Regions from separate parts of the Homo sapiens genome. Here all the other regions are linked to region 4. A link is a loop called in an ENCODE intact Hi-C map of the cell type or tissue named here. Cell type or tissue: MCF 10A. All regions are shown on one strand. Region 1 holds the start of TRR-ACG2-2 (tRNA-Arg (anticodon ACG) 2-2). Region 2 holds the start of TRR-ACG2-4 (tRNA-Arg (anticodon ACG) 2-4). Region 3 holds the start of TRS-TGA2-1 (tRNA-Ser (anticodon TGA) 2-1). Region 4 holds the start of TRQ-CTG5-1 (tRNA-Gln (anticodon CTG) 5-1).

Region 1 (5,000 bases), 81 kb after region 4:
GCTGGCATTACAGGCGTGAGCCACCACGCCCCGCCTAAAAATACAAAAATTAGCCGGGGGTGGCGGCGGACACCTGTAGTCACAGCTATTCCGGAGGCTGAGGCACGAGAATGGCTTACACCTGGAGGCGGACGTTGCAGTAAGCCGAGATGGAGCCACTGCACTCCAGCCTGGGCGACAAAGGGAGATCCAGACTCAAAAGAAAAGAAAAAAAGTCGGTAGGTCAATATTGTTTTTTAAATTTGGATTTAAAAAATTAAGATATAATTAACATAACATAAAATCCAACTTTTGAAGGTGTACAATTCACTGCTTTTTAGTGTATTCACAGACTTGTGCAACTATCACCATTATCTAATTTCAAACCATTCTCATCATCCCAAACAAACTCCGTACTCATTCCCCTCTTTCTCCAGCCCCTGGCAAATATTAACACTTTCTACCTTTACAGATTTGTCTATTCTAGACATTTTCTATAAATTGAATCATACAATATGTAGCTTTTCGTGTTTGGCTTCTTTTCCTTAGCATAATATTTTCAAGGTTCATTCACTTTGTAGCACGTATTGTAACTTTATTTTATTTTATTTTATTTATTTATTTTGAGACAGTGTCTCGCTCTACAGCCCAGGCTGGAGTGCAGTGGCGCCATCTCGGCTAACTACAACCTCCACCTCCCGGGTTCAAGAGATTCTCCTGCCTCAACTTTCCGAGTAGCTGGGATTACAGGCGCGCATTACCATGTCTGGCTAATTTTTGTATTTTTAGTAGAGCCATGCTTAGTAGAGCTGTGTTGGCCAGGCTGGTCTCGAACTCCTGACCTCAGGTGATCCGCCCTCCTCGGCCTCTCAAAGTGCTGGGATTACAGACGTGAGCCACCATGCCCGGCCTAGAACTTTACTTCTTTTTGTTGTCGAATGTTTGAATTTTTTGAGTTGTCTTTCCAGAGATCTCTTTGAACCAACCCATTTCTCAGTATCAGTTGGGAAAAAAAAAGAAAGGGGAGATTTAAAAAATGCAATTTCCAGGCCGGGCGCGGTGGCTCACGCCTGTAATCCCAGCACTTTGGGGAGGCCAAGGAGGGCGAATTGCCTGAGATCTGGAGTTTGCGACCAGCCTGGGCAACACGGTGAAACCCCTGTCTCTACTAAAATACAAAAAATTAGCCAGGCCTGGCGGCGTCAGCCTGTAGTACCAGCTATTTGGGAGGCTGAGGCAGGAGAATTGCTTGAACCCGGGAGGCAGAGGTTGCAGTGTGCCGAGATGCAGCCAGTGCGCTCCAGCCTGGGCGACAGAGCGAGACTCCGTCTCAAAAAAAAAAAGAAAAAAAGCAATTTCCGAAGAGACTTAAGGTCTCAAATTTCAGTTTGATACTTAACTTTAAACCAGACTTAAAGGTCACGATTGTGATGTGCAGCAGTACGGTGCAAGGTGAAGAGCCAGATCAGATGAATTTTCTTTCAAAGGACTTTAAGAACCGGTTTCTGTCATCAGTTTGAAAACACACAGGATATTTTTCTTAAAAAAAAAAAAAAAAAAAGCCAAGATTAACACCCGAGCCAGCCAGGAGTCGAACCTAGAATCTTCTGATCCGTAGTCAGACGCGTTATCCATTGCGCCACTGGCCCTCGGTTGCGCTTTTGACTACTGGCCACTCAGTCTGCGTCTGTCGATTATCTATCATTGATGTACCCGCTTTTTGTTTTTGTTTTTGTTTTTTAATGAGACAGAGTCCTGCTCTCTCGCCCAGTCTAGAGTGCACTGGCGCGATCTCGGCTCACTGCAACCTCCGCCTCTCGGGTTCAAGCGATTCTCCTGCCCCAGCCTCTTGAGTATCTGGGATTACAGGCGCGCGCCACCACTCCCGGCTGATTTTTGTATTTTTAGTAGAGACGGGGTTTCACCATGTCGGCCAGGCTGGTCTCCAGCTCCTGACATCAGGTGATCCGCCCGCCTCGGCCTCCCAAAGTGCTGGGATTACAAGCGTGAGCCACCGCCCCCTTGTGTCTATTGCACTTGTGAAAGCTTCATTAATTTATGCAGTCGGTGCATCTGCTCATTCATTAAATAATTTCATTTTTTAAACATACTTGTGTTGGATACTGATGCTTTGTGTGGAACAGTGATCAGAGATCCAAATACTTTAAAAATTTTGAGATAATGAAAAAGAAAATGGAATACTTTCTTGAGGTACACATCATATGTTTTCCATTTCATTCTCCAAAGAACCATAACAAAAGAAACATAACCAAAGAATCCTTACAGAGAAAATAATTTCATACTTTATGCAACAGAAAAGACATTAAGAAACATCTCCCAGGCCGGGCGCCGTGGCTTACGCCTGTAATCCCAGCACTTTGGGAGGCAGGTTGATCACTTGAGGTCAGGAGTTCGACACCAGCCTGGCCAACATGGTGAAACCCTGTCTCTATTAAAAACACAAAAAATTAGCCTGGCGTGGTGGCGCGCGCCTGTAATCCCAGCTCATCGAGAGGCTGAGGCAGGAGAATCGCTTGAGCCGGGGAGGCGGAGGTTGCAGTCAGCCGAGATCGCGCCACTCCACTCCAGCCTTGGTGACAGAAGGAGACTCCGTCTCATAAAGAAAAAAAAACGAAAAGAAAAGAAAAAAAGAAAGAAGTGGGCACATCAAGTAAACAAATGTCAACGACAGTAACTCTATTATGTACATGATGTTCCAAAGCAGAAAATTTCTTTATAAATATAAATATCTGAAGGGAGTGAAACTTATTTAAATTGACCACAAAGACAATCGCGCTTTGCTAGAATCCACAGTCTTGTTCAATGTACGCCTGGTTGTATTGCAAACCAACTATTTTCTTAGTGATCCTAATGAAGAATAGATAATCGAGAGACCCACAACGACGGGCCAGTGGCGCAATGGATAACGCGTCTGACTACGGATCAGAAGATTCTAGGTTCGACTCCTGGCTGGCTCGGAGGCTTATTTTCTTCCCCCCCCCACACACGAATTCTCGCTCTTGTCCCCCAGGCTGGAGGGCAATGGCGCGATTTCGGCTCACTGCAACCTCCGCTTCCCGAGTTCAAGCAATTCTCTTGCCTCAGCCTCCCGAGTAGCTAGTAATACAGGCGCCTGCCACCACGCTCGGATAATTTTTGTATTTTAAGTAGAGACGGGGTTTCACCATGTCGGCCAGGCTGGTCTCGAACTCCTGACCTAAGGTGATCAGAGCGCCTCGGCCTCCCAAAGTGCTTGGATTACAGACATGAGCCACCGCGCCCGGCCTTTTTTTTTTTTTTTTTTTTAATTTTTAAAGAAAAATATCATCCTGTGTGTTTTCCGTTTTTTCTTTTTTTTTGAAATGGAGTTTCGCTCTTGATGACCAGGCTGGAGTTCAATGGGGCAATCTCGGCTCACCGCAACCTTTGTCTCCCGGGGTCAAGCGATTCTCCTGACTCAGCCTCCCGAGTAGCTGGGATTACAGGCATGCGCCACCCACGCCTGTCTAATTTTGTATTTTTAGTAGAGACAGAGTTTCTCCATGTTGGTCAGGCTGGATTCGAACTCCCGATCTCAGGTGATCCGCCCACCTCAGCCTCCCAAAGTGCTGGGATTAGAAGCGTGAGCCACCGCCCCCTTGTGTCTATTGCACTTGTGAAAGCTTCATTAATTTATGCAGTCGGTTCATCTGTTCATTCATTAAATAATTTCATTTTTTAATATACTTATGTTGGATACTGATGCTTTGTGTGGAACAGTAGAGATCAAAATACTTTAAAATTTTGAGATAATGAAAAAGAAAATGGAATAAAATACATTCTTGGGGTATACATCATATGTTTTCCATCTCATTCTCCAAAGAATCATAACAAAACAACCATAACCACAAAACCATTACAGAGGAAGTAATTTCCTCTGTAATTATAAGACTCTATGCAACAGAAAAGATTTTAAGAAACATGTCTCAGGCTGGGTGCGATGGCTAACGCCTGTAATCCCAGCACTCCAGGAGGCCGAGGTGGGTGGATCACCTGAGGTCAGGAGTTCGACACCAGCCTGGCCAACATGGTGAAGCCCCGTCTCTACCAAAAACACACACAAAAATTAGCCGGGCGTGGTGGCACATGCCTGTAATCCAGCTCGGGAGGCTGACGCGGGAGAATCGCTTGACCCCGGGAGGCAGAGGTTGCAGTGAGCCTAGATCGCGCCATTGCACTCCAGCCTGGGCAACAAGAATGATACTCCGTCTCAAAAAAAAAAAAAAAGAAAAAGAAAAAGAAAAGAAAAAAGAAAGAAAGAAACATCTTCCTTCCCCAAATTAGGTAAATTGATATAATAATTCAAGAAAGGTAAACATTTTGGCTGGGCACAGTGGCTCACACCAGCACTTTGGGAGGCCTAGGCGGGAGGATCGCTTAAACCCAAGATTTAGAGAACAGCCTGGGCAACATAGCGAGACACGGCGCTGCTCCCCACCCCTCCCCCGCCCTGCCCGTCTCAAAAGAAAAAAAATGGTAAACATTTTAACAACAAAATTCATTTAGCAACCTAGAAACTTGGAGTTAATATAAATATAAAGTTAAATTATAACAGTCATCATTAGATAAATTGGCTAAATATTATTTAAGGACTCAATGTAGGCGAAATAGGCATGTGAAAATGCAAAAGTATTTATAAACGGGGGTGGGTGGTCCTCTCCTCTGAAAGTGAGAAGCTCGGTAGTTTTGGGCCCCATTGCAGCCACAGTGCACAGCGCCTTTATCCCGACTCCTTCCTTGTAGCCTTGGCTAAGTTGTGTATCCGCCTTTTGTCTCAATTTCCTCATTTCTATTCACTGCTTTTTTTGTTGGTTTTGTTTTTTTGTTTTTGCTTTTTTTTTTGGACAGGAAGTAGGATTTACGGCGAGTATTAAGAGGAGGCAGCACAGTGGAAGCCCTCATGAATGCAAAGCCCTCCCTTGTCCAGAGGGCCACGATCGGGGATGTACTTGATCCCACAGCCATCTGGGATGAGCTGCTTC
Region 2 (5,000 bases), 380 kb before region 4:
TTTGCTGGGCGAGGTGGCACGCGCCTGTAGTCCCAGCTACTCCGGAGGCTGAGGCAGGGGAATTGCTTGAACCCAGGAGGTGGAGGTTGCAGTGAGCTGAGATCTCGCCACTGCACTCCAGCCTGGGCAACAGAGCGAGAGACTCCGTTTCAAAAAAAAAAAAAAAAACCTAAGACAGTTGCTCATAAAGAAAGCAAGAAAGCAACAAAGCTAAGACTCCCACTCAGAGAGTGGGCAGTACTTCCTCTCGCTAGGGGCAGGTCAAAAGGAGGACTCCCACGGGAGCCTAGCTTGGGTCCCAGTTGGCAGAAAAATATAAACAGATGTTCTGTTGGGCGACTCGAATAATTCTTATTTTTATATACAATCTTTCAGAAAAGAACTATAATAATTATGATGTGATACTATTCTAGAGAATAACTAATTGATATTTTTACTTTATTAACCTTTTTTCTTGTGTGCATACAAACATGCACATATACACAGTTTTGGAGGAAAAGACAGTTATAGTTCATAGTTTACTATAAATGCTTATCATCCAACTCAATAGAAATTTTCTACAAATGCGTATCATACAATTCGAGAGAAATCTATGTGCTCCAGAATGTACAAAAGTTATGCAATGTTCCAAAGAGTGTCATTGTCACCTCTGGTTTTTTGTTTTCTTTAAAGACAAGGTTTCACTCTGTCATCCTAGTGCAGTGATGTGATTATGGCTCATTGCAACCTCTGACTCCCAGGCTCAAGCAATCCTTCCACATCAGCCTCCCAAGTAGCTGGGGCTACAGGCGTGTTCCACCACACATGACTAAGCAATCACATTTTAGATAAAACATCAAAGATATGTCCCATGAAAGAAGTAATAAACGTCATTAAAATTTAAAATTCTACTCTGCTAGAGATAATATCAGAAGAGTGAGAAGACACAGATTAAAGAAAATATTTGCAAAAAGCTTATGTAATGAACAACTTATTCAAAATATGCAAAGGACTCTTAAAACTAAACAGCAGGAACACAACCCAATAAAAAAATAGGCTAAAGACCCTAACAGATATTGCTAAAGAAGATATACAGATGGCCAATGAGCATAAGAAAAGATGCTCCACATTATATGTAAACAGACAGATGTATTATTGTTTTAATTGTATTATACCACTCACTACCCACCTATTAGAATGGCCAAAATCTGGAACACTGACCACACCTACACTGGTGAGGTTATGGAGCAACAGAAACTCTCATTCATTGTTGGTGGGAATGAAAAATGGTACAGCTACTTTGGAAGACAGTTTGGTGGTTTCTTACAACACTAGACATACTTTTATTATATGATCCAGCAATCACACCCCTTGGCAACTATGCAAAGGAGCTGAAAACATGTCTACACAAAACCTGCACATAAATGTTTATAGAAGCTTTATTCATAATTGCCAAAAGTTGGAAGTAACCAATATGTCTTTCAGTAGGTAAATGAATAAATATACTACGGTACCTCAGACAATGGAATATTATTCAGCCCTAAAAATAAATGAGTTATTAAAGCATGAAAAGACACGGAGGAATCTTAAATGCTTATTACTAAGTGGAAGACAACCAGGAAAATTGTTACCCTAAAGTCAATTGAAGAAAGTGTTGTAAGAAGGAGAATGTATTAATAGCTGCAGCTATCCCAAGTAAGGTGAGGACTGGGAAATGATTTTAGCCATGTGGAGATAATCGGCGACCTTGTCAAGGCATTATAGGATCACTGACAGTCCTTCAGAGGCTGGTAGGTGGATTAATGTGGTGATAGATGTGCGTGGAAGGTCTCTTCTGATTGTGAAGTAGGAAGTAAAGTCATCAATTGAACACAAGGATGGGAGAGGAGGTGTTGGAGCATTGGCATGAGAGATATGAAATAGTGACTTATTTTTTTTTTTTTTGAGACGGAGTCTCACTGTCTGTCACCCAGGCTGGAGGGCAGTGGCGCCATCTCAGCTCACTGCAACTCCGCCTCCCAGGTTCAAGTTATTCTCCTGCCTCAGCCTCCCGAGTAGCTGGGATTACAGGCGCGAGCCATCACATCTGGCTTTTTTTTTTTTTTTTTTTTAGTAGAGATGGGGTTTCGCCATGTTGGCCAGGCTGGTCTCGAACTCCTAACCTCAGGTGATCTCCCCCCCCGCCTCGGCCTCCAAAGTGCTAGGATTACAGGCTTGGACCACTGCATCCGGCTGAAACAGTGACTTAGAACAAGAGGATTGGGAGTGGACTAATCTAATCGCGTATGGTACAATTTGCCTGGTAGCCTTGAGCACCTACTTGACATTCATTGTCATGAATTTAAAGTGAGGTCTGTCAACTGATTGTTTTTCTTCCGCCATGTTTAGCTGCCCTGGTTGTGGCTTTGCCAAAGGAGTACAAAGTGAGAGAGGCAGGGAAATTGAGAGTGCAGCAAGAACGTGACTCTAACATGTGCTGGGTAAAGAGAGAAGAAAATTCATGAACTGGAGGGAGGAATAGGGAACAGACAACTGAGTCTCCGGGGATTTGTTCCAGCAACAAAAGCAGCCACTAAGCACCAAATAAGTTTCTGATGCATAGAGAGTCAGATAACAAGTAAAGATTAAGACACTATTATGTTTCCCAGGAACTTCTTATTGAAAGAGAGAGACAAATATATAAAAAGTGACAAATACAAACACGGAAGCATTAACCTGCCGTGGGAACATTAAAAAGCGAGAGAGTCAAAGAGCCTAACACGACTTCCTCTGAAACAAAAAGTGTCCTCGGAGCTGTGATGGCCGAGTGGTTAAGGTGTTGGACTCGAAATCCAATGGGGGTTCCCCGCGCAGGTTCAAATCCTGCTCACAGCGTCGCCATTTTCTGGTTAGATTTCCAATTTGCTACTTTCATCAGTTAGCTTTCATTAGTTCACTAGGATAGAAAGTTGTGAGTGCTATCGCTGTGGCTTTTACAGCGCGCGCACACTTGTGGAAATGTACATCAAGAAATATGTACATTTGAAGGCCGGGCGCGGTGGCTCACTTCTGCAATCCCCGCACTTGGGGAGGCCGAAACGGGCGGATCATTTGAGGTCAGGGGTTGGAGACCAGCCTGACCAACACGGTGAAACCCCGTCTCTACTAAAAATGCAGAAAAATTAGCCGGGCTTACTGGCGCACGCCTGTAGTCCCAGCTACTTGGGAGCCTGAGGCAGAAGAATCGCTTGAACCTGGGAGGCGAAGGTTGCAGTGAGCCGAGATCGCGCCACTGCACTCCAGCCTGGGAGACAGAGTGAGACTGTCTCAAAGAAAAAGAAGATACTAGTTGTCTTACATCTAATCATAATGGCAAATACAAGACAGGTGCAACGTTGAAAATATTAGGAATACAATTTCCCTTTTAGATTACTAGTATGACAGCTTTCTTAAAGCATTCTCAGGCAGCAATCTTTACTTTGTATTTGTCCTGATCTCACAGCTGGTGGGAGCCAAAAAAATTAGGATGATAACAATCCGTCATATGCATTAGTTGCTCTTCAAAGCGTTTTGTATAAACGAGGAAACAGAGGCACAAAGAGGATATATTTTGGCTTCTGACCACCTTCTTAAACCCATACGAAACTTCGTCTCCTTATAAGCACTTCTTCATTTTCCACTATTTTGCTTACTTTGAACAGCTATGCAAGTAAAGTTCCTTTTTCTAAGTTTCTATGTCAAATGTGATTCTGAAAAATGTGTACTTTCCCGAATTCTTGACTCCTCGTTAAATTTGAGTGTCTTCATCTGCTACTTTGAGTTGTAATACCATTTTACAATAAACTTCTCCCTAGTGAGTGGGTACTTGTTTTTTCCTTTTGGACGAGAAGAGGGAAAAACTATGATTAATACTTCCAGAAATGTATTACAAAGCACTTTACTTTTGGCAATATCTAAATTTAAAATAATACATATTGCTCATTACTGATCCACATACATCATTAGTGCCCAATGTAAGTATATTAAAAATGAAATTCAGGCCAGACACGGTGGCTCACGCCTGTAATCCCAGCACTTCGGGAGGCCGAGGCGGGCGAGTCACCTGAAGTAGGAAGTTCGAGATCAGCCTGACCAACACGGAGAAACCCCGTCTTTACTAAAAATACAAAATTAGCCGTGCATGGAGGCACATGCCTGTAATCCCAGCTACTTGGGAGGCTGAGGCATGAGAATCACTTGAACCCAGGAGGCGGTGGTTGCAGTGAGCCGAGATCGCGCCGCTGCACTCCAGCCTGGGCAACAAGAGCGAAACTCCGACTCAAAAAAAAAAAAAAAAAAAAAAAAAATCAAATTCAGGTAAAAGCAGCTGATTGGCCTGAAAAATAAGTAACAAAAAGCTAAAAAGTAGGCACACACATGAAAGAGAAGATAGAAACACCAATATTGCTTTGAAGGAAAGACATTCATCTTAGCTCATATATAATGTTTCAAAGATGAAAAATGGTCATTATTTTCAATAAAGACACTTTATGTGAATGTCTATTATGCCAACAAACCACAAAAGAAAACATGCTTTCCTTGAATCAGTGTGGTTTGGGGTTTTAATCCCTACCTAAATAAAGAAACAATCTTTTTTTTTTCTGGCCCCAATAGTATAATACAATATAATTATGAAAAGAGTAACAGTTAAGACAGCGTTACAGGCAGGGGCCAGTGGCGCAATGGATAACGCGTCTGACTACGGATCAGAAGATTCTAGGTTCGACTCCTGGCTGGCTCGCTTGTGCTCTCACTTTTTCCTTCTTCAAAGCCGTATTAACAATCCTGTGAATGTCCTTTTCCAGAGTGGTGCTGTTACTTGAACGTGAAAGAGACAAGCGTCGAAAGAGCCAACTTACAGGATTTTGTTTCTACCTTTCATCTCATTCTCAACTGGAGAAAGGAGAAAGGAGAAAAAGACCATTAGAAAGCTTAAAAATCAAAGAAGCTTTAAAAAAATGTTTTTTCACGTATATCTTCTTCATCGGTATTTTTTTCCATTG
Region 3 (5,000 bases), 250 kb before region 4:
GGCCTGATATATTCCATGAATTCCTACAACTCCCGATAGCACACTTGATCTTAGTCAAACGGCCTAGAAGCTATGCAAGTCCCAATATATCTGCCTCTGGGTAAGGAGGCGGAATAGAATCCACTTTCCGGGATCACAGCTCACTACAGCCTCGACCTCCCCAGGCTCAGGTGATCTCAGGTAGCTAGGACGACAGGTGCGCCCCACCACAGCAGCGAAATTTTTGTTTGTTTGTTTTTTGGAGGGAGACAGGGTTTTCGCTGTTATGCCCAGGATGGTCTCGAACTCCTGGGCTCAGGCTATCCTTCCGCTTCTATCTCCCAAAGTACTGGGATTACAGGAGTGAGCCATCGGGCCCGTCCTGAAGGGATTGTTTCTTTCAATAATTTGTGAAGTCCACGGAAACATTTTGTCCCCTGAACATGATGGAGGAAGTAGGAAGTGCTGATAAACAGAATCTGCTCTTTGGGTCTTTATGCAGGAGAGCAGAGATTTTAATTACTACGAATGCAAAATCTGGGCAACTTTGTAATTCTTTCCTTTGTAGAGTTGTTTTTCTTTTCTTTTTTTTTTTTTTGTCGTTGTTGTTTTTACCTCACTTACTTCTAATATATGCAGCATAAGTACAATTTCTCTCCATCTCTGTGGCGAAGATAGTCTTTTACCTTTCTGTCAAACCAGTCGTACTGTGCATCCAAATGCTGTTGGCTGAAAAAGTATTTTTTGCTATCAGGCTTTAGTGTTCAGTAGCTTAAATGGTCTAATGTTGGCAAGCTCTTTATAAACTGTTAAGAAACACCCTACTCAAAAACAGACAAACTCCCGTAGACTGATGAGCGGTACGCCCTGCATCAAAGTATCGTATGCAAATCTGTGATTATTGGCAGTGTCATCTCTGAGAAACAGATAAATAAAGTTTATTTACGATAGATAGATAGATAGATAGATGGATAGATAGATAGATAGATAACTCAAGCGTCAAACACCCCATGGGCAGCAATATTACACCCCAGGCTAAACCCAGCGGCTTAAATCATACCACTTTGTGGACTCATTACCAGTAGAGACAGGATGAAGTCAGAATAGTGAACCAACTCTGAATGATAGGAGGTAGGTGGTGTTAATTCCCAGTACAGGTAGAAGACTGAGACGCCTGTTGGGTGCCGGGGTCTTGGAGCCAAAATCAAGAGATGAATTCAAGTTACAACTTACTGCCCTCTCGCTGTGAGACCTTGGCCATATGTATATGCCTGTGGACCTTCCAGTCTGTATAATGACTATGTTGTGAGGATTTACAAATTATAAGCCATGTAAAGACCTTGATGGTGATGTGTAGTAAGTACTTGAAAAATATGACCTGCTATTTATCCGTTTTGGGTACTAATAAATCTAACCCTGAATCTGCTAACAACTTGATAATTTGGGGGGTGCCCCCAGTGGAATTTACAAAACTTGAATTCACGACCCCATCTGGAAGTCCTCAGTTAAAATATCATTTCATTGTGCAGCATTGGGTAGTTTCTTCATCTGTAAAATGCAGATAAAAATATGCTGTTGGTGCTTAACTCATATCTTGGAACGTACTAAGTATTTAATGAAAATTACCTGTTAGTGGTAAAGCTTTTTGTGAATCCTGACTTCTTTTGAGTTGACAGTAGTTATGAGTATACCAAGGCGCTATTTGGTGCAGGAGAGGCTGAAGTCTTGCTGGCTGTGATCACAGGGATATATACCAGTTTTGAAGTAACGGCAACATAAGGTAGTCTCCATTCACTGAGTAAAGAGGATATTATCTGAATATGCAGTGGGAGGATTGTGTAGGAGAGCAGCAAATGGAGTACAAGAATTTGGGTAAGTTTTGAGGAAAGGCGGGAACTGCACCTGGTAAAACCGTAGTCGGCAGGATTCGAACCTGCGCGGGGAAACCCCAATGGATTTCAAGTCCATCGCCTTAACCACTCGGCCACGACTACCTACCTACGCCATCGCTGACGGCTGGGGTGAACTTATAATGGTTGAGTGGAGCGCTCGGAAATAGTTGGTCTTCAGTCTCGTCAGGGCCTCTGCTCACGAACGAAAGAGCTCATTCAGAGCACATCAATAACCAGAACATAGTGCATAGTGTTGCAATTCAACACAGGACTCCTAGACAAGCGACTCAAAGTTTCTGGGCGCTGGAGCTTGCCCGCTAGCTGCTGAAATCCGCGGACACCACGTTCACACCTAATTCTCACGAACCCGCAGAAAGGGAGTATTGAATTGAGAGTCCAAGCAACCTCAAGCCTCTGAATACCCATGGGAGAAGCAACGGGAATTAAATGAAGGCACGAGAGTGGGGGGTCATCTGCGTTTACGTACAGTTAAAATCTAAATCAGGAGCTTCTTCGATGACATTCAACTGACTTACTCTTCCGAAGGAACGGCTAAAACCGGACTGGAGCGGGCGTGCTAGCTGAGGAGGGAGCTTGTTTCTGTCCTAACTGGAAAAGATGACTCTGAAGAGGTCTCTGACTCTTCAGGTAAATATAATTCCCGTCAGTTCTGGTGAAGGACGCGAGACCATTCCCAAGAGCCAAGGCCTTCAGCCACCCGAGCCCGGGGAAAAGGAAGAACTCAGAACACAGGTTTCCAAATATCTTAGGGAGAGTCCAGCACAGAAAAACGCAAAAAGATGGAAACAAGTAAATGTCAGGATAAATCTAGCTAAATTAATAAGGTTGATTCTTGCTTCAGATACTACAGTATTGTCAGAGTGGAAAAATAAGGGGTAGACTTGAATCAGATTCCTTTTTAGACAAAAGTTAGGGGGAAAGTCTCGGAATTCTGGGAATGGAAGTGAGTCGGCCCCGCAGATACAAAGGGAAAGTGACCTCCATGACCGAGGCCGGCAATGTCTCTGATAGTGAAAGCGCGCCCACATTTGTTTTTCCCTCTAAAATAGTAAGAAATGTGTTCCCTTCGTTGGACTCTTGCAAATATTATTTGGTCTTATTACTGGGGCATTTGCTATATCTTCAATTTAGGTTAGAAACGGTTTGTAACCTTTGAAACAGTAAATTTATTTTCAAGTTATTTGTCCCTGGGCAGTCTTCGCAAAGTTTTGTCCTCTTACAGCAGCTTGTGCACCACCTGGGAACTTAGGAGAAATGCAAATTCTTGGGCTTGAACTCAGATCTCAGAATCAGAAACTGGAGTGGTGTGGTTCGTGTGGGGGGCGGGCGGGGCGCGGGGGAAGAGGAGGGTGTCTAGCAGTCTGTTTTAACAAGCCATCCTTCCGGTCGCGGAGGCTCACGCCTGTAATCCCAGCACTTTGGGAGGCTAAGGCGGGTGGATCATGAGGTCAGGAGATCGAGACCATCCTGGCTAACATGATGGAACCCCGTCTCTAATAAAAATACAAAAAAATTAGCCGGGCGTGGCGGCACGCGCCTGTAGTCCCAGCTACTAGGGAGGCTGAGGTAGGAGAATCTCTTGAACCTGGGAGGCGGAGGTTGCAGTGAGCCAAGATCGCGCCACTGCACTCTAGCCTGGGAGACAGAGTGAGACTCCATCTCAAAAAACAAACAAACAAACAAAAAACAAGTCATCCTGCTGGTACTGATGCCCACTGAAGTTTCAGAACCGCTCTCCTAGAGAAATAATCTTTTTATTTGTTTGTTTGTTTTATATTTTATAAATAGAAATGCGGCGCCTCACTGTGTTGACCAGCCTGGTCTTAAACTCCTTGTTCAAACCCCTGGTCTCAAGCCATTCTTCCATCTCCGCCTCCCAAAGTTCTGGGATTACAGGTGTGAGCCACTGCACCCAGCCAGGAAATAAGCTTAACCAAAGGAAGACATATACTATGCAGGAATCTTTATTTTTATTTCTAATTGTGATAGTGAAAAATAGATATTAAAATGAGAGTTGTTTATTATTATTATTGCTCCATCTGCCTAATAGGTCATTACCAAGCCACTAGAAACGACATGCTGGAAGACTGTAATAGTTCTGGGAAAATGCTTGTGACATAATGTTCACTGACAAAAGTAGGAGGCAATAAGCGTGACTTAATCTACGCAAAATTTTTGCAGGTAAAATCCTGCGGTGAACTCATAATGGATGCGTGGAGCGCTGAGAAGCAGTTGGTCTTCACAGTCTCGTGCAGGTCTCTCCTCATGAGTGAAAGAGCTCTTTCAGAACACAACAAGAACCAGAATATTGCACTTAGTGTTGCAATTCAATACAGGACTCCTAGACAAGCGACTCAAAGTTCCTGGGCGCTGGAGCTTGCCCACTAGCCACTGATATCCGCGGACATCACGTTCACACCTAATTCTCACGAACCCGCAGAAAAGGAGTATTGAATTGAGAGTCCAAGCAACCTCAAGTCTGTAAATGCCAATGGGAGAAGCAACGGGAAATAAGGGAACGCATGAGAGTGGGGAGTCATCTGCATTTAAGCACAATTAATATCTAAATCAGGAGCCTCTTCGATGGCGTTCAACTGACTTGCTCTTCCAAAAGAACGGCTAAAACTGGACTGGCGCGGGCTTGCGAGGTGAGGAGGGGGGCTCGTTTCTATCCTAACTGGAAAAGATGACTCTGGAGAGGTCTCCGACTCTTCAGCCAAACATGATTCCCGTAAGTTCTGGTGAAGGACGCGAGACCATTCCCAAGAGCCAAAGCCTCCAGCCACTCTAGCCCAGGGAAAGGGAGGAATTCAGAACACAGGTTTCCAAAAATCTTAAGGAGAGTCCAGCACAGAAAAATGCAAAAAGATGAAAACACATAAATGTCAGGATAAATCTAGGTAAATTAATAAGGTTGATTCTTGCTTCAGATACTACAAAATGGTTAGGATCAGCTAATTTTCCCCCAGTTGCATATTTCATATTTGTGGAGTACTCCTCCTTAAAAGGTAACATCCTGGTACATAGAGAAATGACAGTTTGGCTTACTGACAAATATTGGATGATGACAATTGCCTCGCCCTTTTAAGGCTTACTGTTGGCATACAC
Region 4 (5,000 bases):
ATTCTTACGCAAAACAAGTTCTTTCCACCTTCATATGGAGAACCTTTTACAGTTTAATGATCGTGCCCAGCGCCCGTGTGTCCAGTCTTGAGTGTCATCGTTCCTCCGTATCCATTCTAGCTTTCCAACTACAGTGAATTTTTTTTCTCCCCAAGCTCCATGCTCTCCTTCTCATTTTCCACCCTCAGCACTCTTTTAACTCTTCTCTTTGCCCTCACTTCACCTGCCTTAGTTCATTACTCATTCCTCAGATCTCATGTTAGGCCTTACAGTCCTTCTTACTGAAGGCTAAGCAGCTGAAAATTGAGGCGGCGGGGTGGGGTGGGGGGAATCCTTTTTCTGCTGCCAATGTATTTCTTTTCTGTTTCTGCCACAGAATTTTATCCCAATATTATGTATTTTTATGCTTAAAAACGCTATCATAACTGACAGCAACGGAAAATACTTATATAAATTGAAACCTCTAATTTTTTTTTTATGTCCATTGACCATAAATCCCCAAGAGTTTCACCGTTTTTCTTCTGGTTTGAATTACCTTTACATTCAATGGTGGCACACAATAACAAACACAAATCAACGATTTTGGTAAGTAATTTAGAATACACGAAAAGTAGAGTTGCATTGGAAATGCATCTTTTAGTGAAATGGCTGTTAATATTTTTTTCTCCATCAATTCATTGTCCGCGGATAAATACTTCTTATAGCCGGAATAAGAAAGGTTCAGTGGAATTAACAACAAAAAGATCAGTAGATTGTGGTTTTGAATAAGTCCGAGCCTTCCAAAAGGTGTTTTTATGATTATTTAAGGTGCATTATTTAAAGTGGAATCTTCAACACATTCTCATTACGTTTATCTAAATTTAATAAATAAATTTTAGCAATAAATAAAAGTGATGGCGAGCAGGAGATTTGGGAGGACGTAAAATATATAACTTTACGGATATCCATATTTGTATTTGTATTCATATTTGATAAAAGTCCAAGAATTTTCCTACGAGTCTCAATAATTGTAAAAAAAAATGAAAACACTAACTTTCCATGGCCCAATATGTACGTTCCGTTTTGTTAAAAATGGAATGTTATTAGTCGGAAGTAAATGAGGAATTTGTCAGTTCCTTCATAAAATCGTGTAAAATACGCAATTGAGACACACATCTCTGTGTCTTGTTTACAGAAGACTTTGGAGACACCAGCATTTCCAGTTGTTCTGTCACGGTAAGATATTATCTAAAAGGCGAGAATGATTTGCAGGGGAAGATGGAAGTAGGGAGCATTCACATCCCATAGGGAGCTAGTGCGCGGTAGGGGAGACACATATGGGGAAATGTTTCTTTGTAGCCTCTAGGATCTCGTGGTCTCCGGCCCAGCAACCCTGTCGCTAAGCTTCTCGGCTGCACCGGGCGCTGGCTTCTCTGACATTCCTTAGCGCAAGAGCTTTTTCCTGTTCACATTCCCTGCCTTCTCTCCTCGCTCACAGCTTTCTTCTTTCGTCCCCGCCTCTCTCCAAAACCAAACCGCCCCAGCAATTTCCGGGTGACTGAACTTCTACAATCTGTCTAAGAGGGTCCGAGCTCTGAAACCCCTTCTTCAGGAGCTTGTCCATGCCCAGACGGAAATGCCAAGAAAGCCGAGTTGCTGAGCGCCCAGCAATGAGCTCAGGGAACCCTCACTAGGAAACGCTGCGGGAGGTTGGTGGCTGGGGAGATTGGCGGGGAGAGGGCGTAGAGTAAACTCTGTTATCCTGGGAAAGGGAGTCTTTTCAGCTCATTTCCCCCTCTTCTCTGTCCAAGTAAAACTTGCTTGTGCAAACTCGAAACAGCATCTATCTCTATTGACTATTGACTATCGCCAGTTGTATCTTTCCCGTCACCTGTTCTATCTGCCCAGCCCTCACAAGTTGAGCTTCTATCCCCTTGTGGTCTTGTCTGAGGACAGTTTTCTCTCGGCTTCGGCGACTGTCACCTCTCCCAGACCCATTTAGTGGGTAAGTCCTTTCCTCAGTTTCCATCCCAGCTTTTCTCTGTTCGTGACTATCACCAAATTTCCTTTCTCTCTTCTCACTAGCCTCCTATCTATTGTCTCCTCACTTGTTTGCAGATCTTTTCTGGAGACTTTGATTTGCAGTTCCAGCAGGACTCGAGCGACTGCCTCGTGCATTTCCTTTTGAGGCTTCTCTCTTTTTTCTCCAAAGAACAAATTGTGCGCAGCAAAAAGAAAGTTATTATTTGGTTGGCAGCTAAAGATACTCCGCTCAAGAGATGTGACGTGGAAATACCAGGAATAAAATTTGGTCGAGTGATTTGTATGAGCAACAGTATAGATTGTGGAGAGACGATGGGGATTTGACTGCAGAGGACTAAATCCAAGGTTCCACCGAGATTTGAACTCGGATTACCGGATTCAGAGTCCAGAGTGCTAACCATTACACCATGGAACCTGAAGCTGAACTAGCATTTCCTAAAGTCATAGGTGACCTATTTCTCCACTTTAGGTTCCTTCCCTCCGCCCCATAGTTTGGGTGATGGGTGCATTCTGCTTTTCCTCTTGGAGGATTAAGTCAAGAAGACGCTTACCTGCCACATGCCTACATTCAACACCTTTTACACCACAGTCTTAATGGAAAACGTTGACTTCCAACTGTCAGGAGTCCTCTAATCCTAAACCACTCCTTTCAAGTGCTTTAGGAGCTTGGCGCCCCGGGCCTCGGCCTCTATTTCATCAATGGTAGACAAGTGAGATTGTTAAACAAGACTGTGTGCCAGGTGCCAGGCACACAGTATGCCAGGTTACCGTGTGCCAGTTTTTGTGACAAGTGTTTTCTATTGTTACCTTACCTGTGAGGCTCACAACCACGCTGTGAGATGGGACCCATAATCTCTATTTTACAGGTGAGAAATTTGAGTCAGATACCTGAGATGCTTTACTCCTTTTCGTTATAGATCTAATTATTTTCTCAAAAATCGTTTTTACCAGGGTAACATGTAGCGTTTTTAAGGACACGTTATGGAAAGATTTTACCGAAGTCACAGGGGAGCCACTTTGCTGTTTACAGAAAGCTGAAATAAATGCACTTGAACTACTGGGTTAGAGGAAGATCCCAGCAACCCTAGGATAGCAACTCAGGGAAAGAAGGGGAAGGGTAGACAAAGGTCCCTCTGGAGTTTCCCAGGACAGTGCATAGCTCCCCTGGTCCTTCCACTGCCCTTCACCAATGAGAAATATGTGCAGGGTAAACTTCCAAACGGACACAAAGAAAACTCCCTGCTTCTCCCTCGCATATCCCTTTGTGACACACACAGGAGCCCATGTGAAAACACAAACACAGACACACACACACACACACACACACACACAGAATCGGTTTCTGTGAACAAAACAAAACAAAAAGTCTGTGTTCCTTGTTTAAAGTGATAGCTTCCTCACAGGACAATGTCGTCTGTCAGTTAAATTCGAAAGGGTTTTCAGAGACACATATCCACAACCTTCTAAGGATTTATTCTCTTTATCTTGTGTCTCTACAATTTGAGAAAGAAGGTAGGTTTCAGGACTAATTTGGAAGGAAAATCTGAAATCAAATAAGCTTTATTTTTTTAAAAAAAATGCCAGTTATTTTTCCACTCCTTGAACTCTTCCCCGCCCCCCCCCCCTTTCATTAAGCAGGCTCCCAGTCTTGGAGGTCTCTGCTCTGAACAGCTTTCTGTCCCCAACCCTTATTCCTGGAGGAAACAGAAAGAACATTTAAAAAAAGAAGAAGAAGAAGAAGAAGATTATTACCTGGGGAGATGTAGCATTTCAGATGATTCGGAAACGAACTTAGGTTCTAGGTTCGTTAAGAAATGGGGACGGTTAATTTGAATCATCTTAGAGCATGAAAACCAAATTTCTCGAGGGGGGAAAAAGCCAAAGGCCCGTACGGGGATCGAAACCTCGACCCTGGCATTAGTAGCAGCACGCTCTAACCAACTGAGCTAACCGGCCGACCGCAAATCTGTGCTTTTGTTATTCATCTCACCCGCATCCTCGCCCCTTCTCCGTGAAAGTATTAAATTCTTCAACGTAATTCCTGTTTGTCTTACAGGGAGGAACAATTTCTTAGTTGCTTTAGAGTCTTAATAGAAATAACGAGAAATTTCCTCTTAACGCAAAAACAAAGCAAAATGGCTGTATTCGTAGACTTGAAAGAGGACGCTTAAACATTTCAAACTGTGGCTAATGGCCCAGCAATTTATGGAAATATTTGCTGCCTTCTGAATGTCTAGTCAATACATGCAGACAATGAATCAGATTCGGTGAAATATTAATGAGTCTTTGCTTCGTAAAAGCCGCTCACTAATACAACATACAAATTGGTACTTGAAGGATATTCCCAACGAGTCTGATTCTCGATGGTCCCATGATCGAGATCGTCCCAGGTTTCTTATGTCTAGATCCTCAATTTGGGAGTCTTCCTATGTGTTCCTTCAGATTCCTAAAGTGACCTCAAATCAAAGGTCGCTTCGAAGACCTTGGTATTGAAAAATGCTAGAAATGTGGTTCTAGTCACCATTCCAGGGGCCGTTAAACCCAATCGTTGTCTACTCAGCCATTGTTTCCCAAAAGCTTTACCATTGTTTTTAATGTCTTGTTTATCGTTCCAGAGATTTTGAATACATAGACAAAGTTACACAAGTGTTTTCTTTTTTCTCTTCATGAATAGTGGCATTTTATACACTTTTTAAGTCCCTTGCCTTTTTAAATTTTTACTTACAATGTACTTTTGCAAACTTTCCATATCAGAATAGACAAGTTTTCTTCATTCTTTTAAAAATATGTATAGTATTACATATACTATACACGTGTATACCTATGTAACAAACCTGCATGTTCTGTATATGTACCCCAGAATTTAAAGTATAATAATTTAAAAAATATATGTGTAGTAGTTGGCCAGGAGCAGTGGCTCACGCCTGTAATCACCGCACTTTGGGAGGCCGAGGTGGGCGGATCATCTGGGTCAGTAG

The links. Peaks named below come from ENCODE experiments on the same cell type or tissue, not always from the same donor. Only the 100,000 strongest peaks of a DNase experiment are listed, where the experiment ranks them.
Region 1: a loop joins it to region 4, with 6 times the contacts of the local background. A loop is called at or near these places in 3 of 110 quality-filtered maps.
Region 2: a loop joins it to region 4, with 3 times the contacts of the local background. A loop is called at or near these places in 19 of 110 quality-filtered maps.
Region 3: a loop joins it to region 4, with 5 times the contacts of the local background. A loop is called at or near these places in 6 of 110 quality-filtered maps.

What each region holds. Positions count from the first base shown.
Region 1 is chr6:27,211,801-27,216,800 of GRCh38, reverse strand. TRR-ACG2-2 (tRNA-Arg (anticodon ACG) 2-2) reads left to right here and starts at 2,885; the gene lies at 2,885-2,957. TRR-ACG2-3 (tRNA-Arg (anticodon ACG) 2-3) reads right to left here and starts at 1,628; the gene lies at 1,556-1,628. It also overlaps the pseudogene RPL10P2. RefSeq lists an enhancer at 1,158-1,658. In MCF 10A, CTCF peaks have their summits at 2,011 (motif pointing left) and 3,597 (motif pointing left); DNase peaks (open chromatin) are centred at 1,640, 1,970 and 2,870.
Region 2 is chr6:27,670,303-27,675,302 of GRCh38, reverse strand. It overlaps TRR-ACG2-4 (tRNA-Arg (anticodon ACG) 2-4), which reads left to right and starts at 4,666; the gene lies at 4,666-4,738. TRS-CGA3-1 (tRNA-Ser (anticodon CGA) 3-1) reads left to right here and starts at 2,772; the gene lies at 2,772-2,853. In MCF 10A, no CTCF peak of the experiment used is centred here; DNase peaks (open chromatin) are centred at 2,892 and 4,722.
Region 3 is chr6:27,542,662-27,547,661 of GRCh38, reverse strand. It overlaps TRS-TGA2-1 (tRNA-Ser (anticodon TGA) 2-1), which reads right to left and starts at 1,973; the gene lies at 1,892-1,973. RefSeq lists a silencer at 1,826-1,955 and enhancers at 2,056-2,105, 2,126-2,265. In MCF 10A, no CTCF peak of the experiment used is centred here; a DNase peak (open chromatin) is centred at 2,001.
Region 4 is chr6:27,292,870-27,297,869 of GRCh38, reverse strand. It overlaps TRQ-CTG5-1 (tRNA-Gln (anticodon CTG) 5-1), which reads right to left and starts at 2,437; the gene lies at 2,366-2,437. It also overlaps the pseudogene TRS-ACT1-1. In MCF 10A, no CTCF peak of the experiment used is centred here; DNase peaks (open chromatin) are centred at 1,359, 2,399 and 3,969.